Linked DNA regions of Homo sapiens: region 2 is linked to region 1. A link is a contact called in ENCODE Hi-C or POLR2A ChIA-PET data. All regions are on one chromosome and are shown on one strand. Each heading gives the region's core, a stretch centred on a gene start or an enhancer-like site at or near the end of the contact. The rest is flanking DNA. Distances are from core to core; before and after follow the strand shown.

What was found. Hi-C counts contacts between places; a loop is a spot of excess contacts on that map. ChIA-PET counts read pairs that join two places held with the same protein, here RNA polymerase II (POLR2A). Pooled maps may share reads with other maps.
Region 2: a loop to region 1 is called in a map with no recorded cell type, with 6 times the contacts of the local background. The contact joins two enhancer-like sites. A Hi-C loop is called at or near these places in 2 of 37 single-sample maps with no recorded cell type and 1 of 50 pooled maps. POLR2A ChIA-PET finds 5 or more read pairs at or near these places in 1 of 52 experiments (activated T-cell).

What each region holds. Positions count from the first base shown.
Region 1 is chr12:46,216,551-46,220,912 of GRCh38, reverse strand. The region is part of intron 5 of SLC38A1 (solute carrier family 38 member 1); the gene reads left to right. Among named protein-coding and RNA genes, the nearest start is that of SLC38A1, 50 kb to the left of the region's middle. RefSeq lists a silencer at 929-988 and an enhancer at 4,343-4,362. Within about 2 kb of position 2,357, at least 15 of the 41 ENCODE cell types and tissues checked have a DNase peak (open chromatin) inside an H3K27ac peak, as active enhancers do.
Region 2 is chr12:47,866,192-47,870,807 of GRCh38, reverse strand. All of the region lies in intron 3 of VDR (vitamin D receptor), which reads left to right. Among named protein-coding and RNA genes, the nearest start is that of VDR, 36 kb to the left of the region's middle. RefSeq lists enhancers at 944-993, 1,760-1,829, 1,930-2,109, 1,815-2,315. Within about 2 kb of position 3,072, at least 2 of the 41 ENCODE cell types and tissues checked have a DNase peak (open chromatin) inside an H3K27ac peak, as active enhancers do.

The DNA of each region.
Region 1 (4,362 bases), core at 1,108-3,607:
ATGGGAATTTGATCATTATTATCCCATCACAAAAAATAGTCTTCTCATTCTATCGGGAGAATTATATTCTTAACCAATTGCACCAGCATCACTTTCTGATGTCTCTAAATATTTTTCAGCAAATTCTACTAAGTTGCAGTGAGATTGCAGCATACCTTTATACAAACTTGGCCTGCTCTTAAGCTATCGTTGCTTTATTACTTTACATATATGCCAAAAAGGTTGAATGACACCTACCAAGATAATAATTTTGCTCTCAGTGGCAACGAAGATGGTCTGTGTGCTATTTATCAAGTTATTCCTTATAAATGGTAAGTCATCTCCTCTGTGCATTCCTAAGTGAGCAGTTCTTTGCCTCCTTAGGAAATACCAAACTGGATCTTGTGATCTAAAGACAGAGCAGTTAAGAGGAAGTCAATAAGGAAACCCTACTCTTCCGGATGATCCTAGGAGGTCCATCGGACTAGTCACATTCATCTTTCCTCTTGCCAATCAGTTTCTTGTTTTTAGAATTCTTTGAGTTATAGTCACAGTTCCTTAGAAATGATTTGAAGAGAAAATTGTCCTTTGGCTGGCAGCAAAAATCATTGACATCAGAGTCTGTTGTTTGGGAGTAATAACCCGGGAGAGGGAGAAATGGCACATTCAGGCTTGCCAACATTTGAAATACATGGAAAAGGGACAGTGGCAGTGCCATTGAACTCTATTGAAATCCACTGGATTAAGAAGCTTTTCAGAAATAGGGAAATGGGAAAGTGGTTAGCATTGCGTTAACAATGAGTGCCTATTTTGTAAACAGAAATAGTTGGCATGTGTAGGAGATGAGTCCCACTCATTGTTTTTAGAAGTTGAGCAGCTATTGCTAGTTTATGAGTCGTCTGTGATGCATCTGATAAGGGGGTTCTAAGAATTCAATTCTCTTAGCCCCAGAAAGGTAGGGGTGTGTGTGCGTGTGTGTGTGCGCGCACATGCGCTAGAGTGTATACCCTGAGTTCACTCAGTCCTATTTATGCTGAGTTGCCTCAGGTGCCTTGGTCCTATCCAAGGACAGCAGTGTGATCTCTGTTTTGGTACAGTGTATTTTTCTTAGCCTGCAACAGACAACTTAACTATACTGGCTATGGTTTTACAGCATTATTTACCTCCATGATTGGTAGAATGCCTTCTCTGCTCACTCATCTGGTTTACAGTAGGCCAGGTTGGAGTTATCACAGTAGAGCAGGTTAAGTGTGGTGCAGAGAGTTGGATTTTCAAGGTTAGCTTGAACTTTTATTACTCACAGAGTGGTAGTTGGTTTAATTAGAAAACTACTCCTTTGTGGGCCAGTTAGTTTTGCTTTGTTCTCTGGCCACAGACTTTACCTTATGTCAGGCACATGATTTCAAAGATCTGCATCTATATCAGGGGTCAGCAAGGGACAGCCTGCAGACCAAAGCCACCCGCAGCCTCCTTTTGTGTGGCTGGCTAGGTAAGATTGACTTTTAATTTTATAAAGGACTTTAAAAAAGAAAAGATAGTTGTAAAGTGTACATTGTTCCATGAGATCTTTATAACAACCCTGTTAATTACCCCCATTTTATAGATAAAGAAACTGAAACTGCCTTTGCAAAATTATAACCAAGGAAATTATGACAGTGAAAGAAATCAGACCTAACCAACTCTATCTTGCTTCTAACCCTTAAGCTGTCCTTGTTCATTCCTGGGCATAGGCCGAACTAACTTTGGGAAGGAATTCAGTTCATGGTTTGACTGAAACAAAATTGGTAACAGCCCTTTTCCAAAAAGACCCCCTTCTTGCCTGGGGTCCAGTCTGCCTTTGCAGGACTAACAAATTAACTACACGATTAGAAATTACAGTTTAGGGGTCATGCAGCCTCTGGCTCCAAGAGTCTGAACCTCCCCAAATTGCTCCTCGGGGTAACATCATTATTGTAAAACCTAAGATCAGTGCTTGAGATATTTTGCAGAGCTGTACTCCATGTATCAGCTGACACCACCCAGACTGGTAATCTCGCCCAACCAGTTCTGCCATTGCACCCAGGAACAGAAGACAGCAAGAAAATCTTACTTCACCCCCCTATGATTTCATATCCAACTTAACCAATCATCACTCCCCACTTCCCAAGCCCCTAGCTGCCAAATTATCTTTAAGAACTCTGATCCCCGAATGCTCTGGGAGACTGATTTGAGTAATAATAAAACTCCGGTCTCCCACACAGCTGACTCTGCATGACTTACTCTTTCTCCATTGCAATTCCCCTGTCTCAATAAAGTGGTTCTGTCTAGGCAGCAGGCAAGGTGAACCCATTGGGCGACTACAAAACTAAAATTAACGGAGGCTAAGCAACTTGCCCAAGATGACTGACATCTGTGGGGAGGAGAGCAACAAGTCCATTGGGTGCTCCTCTTAAACCGCCTATTTCTCCTTAAATGTGTCTTGTTACCACAAAAACAGAATGGGAAAATATGAATGAAGCCCCCAATCCACCTTTCTACCGGAACAAAAGTCCCAAATACCCACCGAGAACAGCATATTCCTTTACTTCAACAGTCACATGGGATTTTTCTGTCACTCAAGAGTTAACATCTTTAGAATATGATAAAGAGTAGGGATCTAGGTTTGAGGAGAAGGGAAACGACTTGTCCTTGTGGAGTGGGAAAAGAGGAACGAGGACACATCAAGAGTGTCAAGAGTTATAAATGGAGTGCCCACAAAACCCACAGCCCTCTACCCACTATAGGTTAAAAACAGGAAGTGGTAGTGGTACATGGCGCTCTTTCTCACTGGTACAACATCCTCATTTAAGCTCAGACCTCCCTTTAACTTTTTTACAAAGAACCAACTAAACTAAAATTCTATTTTTACTGGGATACTTCTTTTAGATTCCTCTTTCTTTTGAGGATTATATTAGATACTATTTGAATTGGCCATCAGCAATGCATATTTATTTTTCTAGACAAAACAAAATACCTAACTGACAGTGAGGCTAGTTTAAGAAAAGCTTTGCACCACAGAGCTTAGATTTACCTACAAGGAAAGAAATGGAAAGAACGGTACAAATAATTGCTCTCCACCTGTTTCCTGCCTGGCCTTTTAAAACCACCCGTTTAATTCCCTAATCTAATTTGTAAGCATTATACATGATCACATGCTACAAGGTCACCGTGTGCTGGTCTTCTGACCCTCAGAATTTTGAAATTTGATCAGAATTTAGTGACTAAGAAGTCCACTTTAGGACTGAATAATTATGTTTCTACTCCTTTCTGTAAGTATTTTGTGAGCTCCTTAATCAAACAGGGATTCTATTAATGAGCTTAAGACTTAAACAAATGCAACTCTCCCCTAAAAAGGGGTTAAAATAATAATACTGTCACTTGAAAAGTTCTTTATATTTTTATTGTAAAACTAAGATAACCATTAAACCATTTTGAAAATGCATAAAATAAATGAAATAAAGTATAAAGAAAACACGCAAAGTCTCTCTGTTCGGAGTGTTCAGGCTCACCTTAGACAAGCTCCATTAACATTTCAATGTATTTCATTCTAAGATTTTTGTTTGGTCTTATTTTTTACAGTGTTATTCCACTCTGGATGTTTGACTTTGATAGACAATGCAACGTGATGGGTAGGGACTTTGGAGTCATACTACCAGGGTTTGAGTGCTCTGACACTAGCTGTGTGACCTTAGACAAAATACTTAACCTCCTTGTTACCTTATTTACCTTATCTGTAAAATAAGGATAGTAATAGTACTACTCATAAGTGAAGTATTTTAAAAAGTGCTTAGAAAGGGCCTGATATATAATGAATACCCCAACATTTGGTACTATTAATGATCAGTAAAGTGTTTTATTAATTATATTGAATCCCTTAAGGTAAATTAAAGAGCTTGACAAAACCCATTTTCATATAAAAGATCATTTTGAATTTTTCAAAATATTTAACATTTTCATATGAATTTAGGGACTCAGAACACCTTGTCCCTGTCTCTTTGCTTTTGGGCCTGCCTCTTTCCATCTGAGCTCTCATTAAACAAAGGATTTTTTTTTTTTGAAACGGCATCTCACTCTGTCACCCAGGCTGCAGTGCAGTGACATGATCTCAGCTCACTGCAACCTCCGCCTCCCGGGTTCAAGCAATTCTCCTGCCTCAGCCTCCCGAGTAGCTGGGACCACAGGCATACGCCGCTATGCCCAGGTCATTTTTTGTATTTTAGTAGATAACGTAGATACGGGGTTTCACCATGTTATCCAGGCTGGTCGCGAACTCCTGAGCTCAGGCAATCTGCCCACCTCTGCCTCCCAAAGTGCTGGGATTACAGGTGTGAGCCACCGCGCCTGGCCAGGATTCTTCTTCTGTGT
Region 2 (4,616 bases), core at 1,823-4,322, 1.6 Mb before region 1:
GATCAGGAGCTCTCGCTAGTTCCTGTATCCTGAGCAGACGCTGGAATCTCTGTGACAGTGCAGTGGAGATGGAGCCCAGAGGGGATAGTTGACCCTACGCCTGGGTTATGCAACGTGCGTCTCTGCTGGCAGAGGCCACCTACTGGAGAAAGGCCCAACTGTCCCAGGCCTGAGGCCCTGGCCCCAGGCTCTTGATGCTTTTGTGAGGTTTTTGTCTCTTTCTGTTTTGATAAACTGGTCTCTGGCATGAGAATCGGTCAATGTCCTCTCTCACCCCTGGCTTTCTAGAAACTGCATCTATATTTAGCTTGGTTGCCCCACCCCTACCCCCCCTTCCTGAGCTGGGGTATAAATGCCAACCAACCAGAGGATGACAGGGTCCAGGCTCAGAGAGCAGCTGAGGCAATGGGCTCTCATGGAAACCTGAAGCTCTTGTTTCTCAAATCCAAACCAGCTCACAGGCAATTAGTATTGGGAGGAAGGCAGGGTAGGGTGTAGACCTTCAGGACAAAGCACAGAGCCAGGGTTGGGCAGTCTGGCTGCCCTGACTCCTCGTGGGCAGAGAGTAAATGACAGCCACACATGTGGAAGTGCCCTTGGAAGGCAGGAGAACAGGGAAGAACAGGACCTCTGAGCCAAGAGGATCTGTGGCCCAGCAAACAGACATGTTGGGCCAGACACACCTGAAAGGCCAGCTCTGGGATCTGAGTTCCAGAGAGCCTCTGGGTCTGGCAGTTGGAGCTGGGGAGCAAACTTTCTATACCCTGAACACTGACCCCACGCTCCAGAGCGTAATGGTGTCCTCTTCCTTTTCAGTGTTCTCGGGCTTCATATGACAACTCTTAAGCAGAAGCAAGGGCGCCAAACTTTTTTTTTACCCCCAGTACTTTCTCTTTTATTTTTTATTTCTAGAGACAGGATCTCACTTTGTCACCCACACTGAAGTGCAGTGGCACAATCTTGGTTCACTGCAGCCTTGACCTCACCAGCTCAAGCGATCCTTCCACCTTAGCCTCCCAAGTAGCTGAGACCACAGGCGCATGCCACCATGCCTGGCTAATTTTTTTTAATCTTTTGTAGATACAGGGTTTCACCATGTTGGCCAGGTTGGTCTCAAACTCCTGAGCCTAAGCTATCTGCCCACCTCAGCCTCCCAAAGTGCTGGGCTTACAGGCGTGCTCACGCCACTGCACCCAGTCCCAGTACTTTCTCTTAATTCAGCTCTGCACTATTTTCTCTTCCTATTCCTTTTTTTTTTTTTTTTTTTTTTTTGAGATGGAGTCTCGCTCTGTCCCCCAGGCTGAAGTGTAGTGGCACGATCTCAGCTCACTGCAAGCTCCACCTCCCGGGTTCACGCCATTCTCCTGCCTCAGCCTCCCGAGTAGCTGGGACTACAGGCGCCCGCCAACACGCCCGGCTAATGTTTTGCATTTTTAGTAGAGATGGGGTTTCACCGTGTTAGCCACAATGGTCTCGATCTCCTGACCTCGCGATCCGCCTGTCTCGGCCTCCCAAAGTGCTGGGATTACAGGTGTGAGCCACCGCGCCCGGCCTTCTCTTCCTATTCCTAGCCTCATTCCTGTTGTCAGGCAAAGTGGGGCTGAGTGGCAATCTCCAACCCTCCTGCGTATAGACATCTGAGATGGAGCTTCATATTTAAAGTGACATGAGAAAAATGAGAGAAAGATGGCGAAGCAGTGGAATCTCTTTTCAGGCAACCCTGCAGCTGGGGGGGCTGCCCCCAAGTGAGGGTCAAAGGCAGGCTCCCTGGAGCCTGGGGAAGGACAGACGGGGCCTCTGATAGGCCCTGGGGCCTCAAGAAGCTCTCAGTCCCGGGCCCAGTCTGGTGAGAGGCTTTGGCTCACATCACTGTAGGTGGTGGCTGGGCTAGGCTGACGATGTGCTGTCTTCTTGGTGCCCATGGCCTTGCAGGCTTAACAGGAAGAGCTCTGAGCCAGACAAGACAGCCAGTGGGAGGACAGAGCAGCCCCTCAGTGACCAGAGCGAAATGCCCGGTTGTTGAAAAACAAAAAAAAAAAAAAGGAAATGAGAGTTTCTTCTGAAATAGAAACTTCTGGTCCTTGAGTAAGTTTAGAGAATTACGGGCATTCTGAGGCCTGAGCATTTGTGGTGACGGATGAAGCCTCAAGAACCACAAGGTTGGTGGGAGGGACACCAATCTCATGTCCTGGAACATACAGATGTCCCTGTGGGGATAATTGTATCTCGTTTCTGGGGAACCCTAACAGTTCCCAAGATGCTTCCATATTCTCTTGTCCCTCCAGAAAAGCAGCAGTAAACAAATAGAGGTGAACGGCAAAAGGCTTTTTGTTTCTACGAAGATGGAAAAAAGCCTGGCGTATAACTTCTTTCTTGTTAGCTACTGCAGGGTTAGGACTGGGCCTGAGGCGGGCTAGACTTGGAGCTAAGGAGCCCCTGATAGCCTGGTGCTGCTCCACCTCCTGACAACCCTGGCTCTGCAGTAGGCCCCTTGGGTGATGAGGGTTGTCACAGCAGGGTACCAGAGCCAAGGTCCAAAACCAACAGCAGCTGCTTCCTTGACTGTTGGGTCATTCTTGGCATTGAGCCACCTGGGGCTGTTTGGGGCATCAACTTCACTGAGCACTTTAAGTTTCTGGGGTTGAAAACAATCCAGGAAGCTAAAGGCTAAGCCTTAGATCCCTAAGACTTCCAGACCTAGGAGCCTGCACTTCTTGCTGAATATCCTCACCTGTAAGTTTCTTAACCTCAGTGGTCCCACGTATAAAGGGAGGGAGTTACACTGACGGTCTCTTGGGCCCTCTGTGGATCTAAGAGTCTGGGCCTGCCTGGGACTGCCAGTAGAGCCCTACTCTGGTCTCTTCTCTATCCCAGGGGCTGAGTCGGTGTGGTCCCCAGCTGTCCATTTGCTAGAGCAAGCTTGACAATTGATGAGTGCGATTCCCCTCAACCCCATGTATGTTCTAGTGAATGTGAACAGTGAGTCATGTTTTACCAAGAATCCTAACTAATGCCTGGCCCCTGAGCAGATGACGTCAGTAGCTCATCTCCAGGAAGGAAATGGTTGGGCCTGGGCTTTGGCTTGGAAGGCTTGGGCATCTTCACACTCAGCAGTTCCTTGGAAGATGCTGCTGCTCATGCAGACAGTGATTCTGCCACCATCTTTCCCCATCTAACTATGTCAGAAAAGTGGGGCCTACTCCTGCTGGGGCTGGGAGGAGGACAGGACTCTCAGGACATGGATGATGAAAAGCCTCTAGGGAGGTGCCTCAGGGAGGTGTCCTTTATGCAGCCTCCCAAAGTCCACGTGGTGTGGCTGGCAGTGGGAGAGAATGTTCGAATTAGGAAAATGAGCCCTTAAATGTGCACACTTGTGCACACACACACACACACACACAACTTACATAGGCTACAAGGGTGCCACTTTTCTTTTTCTTTTCTTTCTTTTTTTTTTGAGACAGAGTCTCATTCTGTTGCCTAGGCTAGAATGCAGTGGCACAATCTCGGCTCAGTGAAACGGCCGTCTCCCAAGTTCAAGTGATTCTCCTGCCTCAGCCTCCCGAGTAGCGGGGACTATAGGCATGTGCCACCGTGCCCGGCTAATTTTTGTATTTTTAGTAGAGATGGGGTTTCACTATGTTGGTCAGGCTGGTCTCAAACTCCTGACCTCATGATCCACCCACCTCGGCCTCTCAAAGTGCTGGGATTACAGGCCTGAGCCACCACACCCAGCCTCAAGGGTGCCACCTTTCTAGCTAAGAACACTTCAGTAGTTTTCTGGGTTTTTTTTGTTTTGTTTTGTTTTGTTTTTTGAGACAGGGTCTTGCTCTGTTGCCCAGGCTGGAGTGCAGTGGCATGATCTTGGCCTACTGCAACCTCTACCTCCTGGGTTCAAACGACTCTCCTGCCTCAGCTCCCAGCCCCCAAGTAGCTGGGACTACAGGCATGCACCATCATGGCCAACTAATTTTTGTATTTTTAGTAGAGACGGAGTTTTGGCATGTTGGCCAGGCTGGTCTCAAACTCCTTACCTCAGATGATCCGCCCACCTCAGCCTCTCAAAGTGCTAGGATTACAGGCCTGAGCCACTGTGCCCAGCTCTAGTTTTCTGTTCCTACAGAGCTCCTGCTTCCTCTTCCTTTCAAAAAACCCAAGGCCAGGCCTCAGGATTTCCACCTGCTTGTCTGGCCCCTTCTTTTTCTGGGCAGGTTCTGGGATGTCTAGAGCTATGGTTTGGGCCTTTTCTTCCTTCCATGTACACATCTATCCCTGGAACAGGAGCTATTCCAGTCACAGGTCTCTAGAATCTAGAAGACTTCATGCTGAGACTAGCATCCTTACTTCTCATAGCGGCTCATTAAATGTTATTATGCTGGCTACTCTGGAGATTTCAATATTTAAAAAGGTTTCTTCGGCCAGGCACAGTGGCTTACGCCTGTAATCCCAGCACTTTGGGAGGCCGAGGCAGGCGGATCATGAGGTCAGGAGATCGAGACCACAGTGAAACCCCGTCTCTACTGAAAATACAAAGAATTAGCCGGGTGCGGTGGTGGGCGCCTGTAGTCCCAGCTACTCGGGAGGCTGAGGCAGGAGAACGGCATGAACCCAGGAGGTGG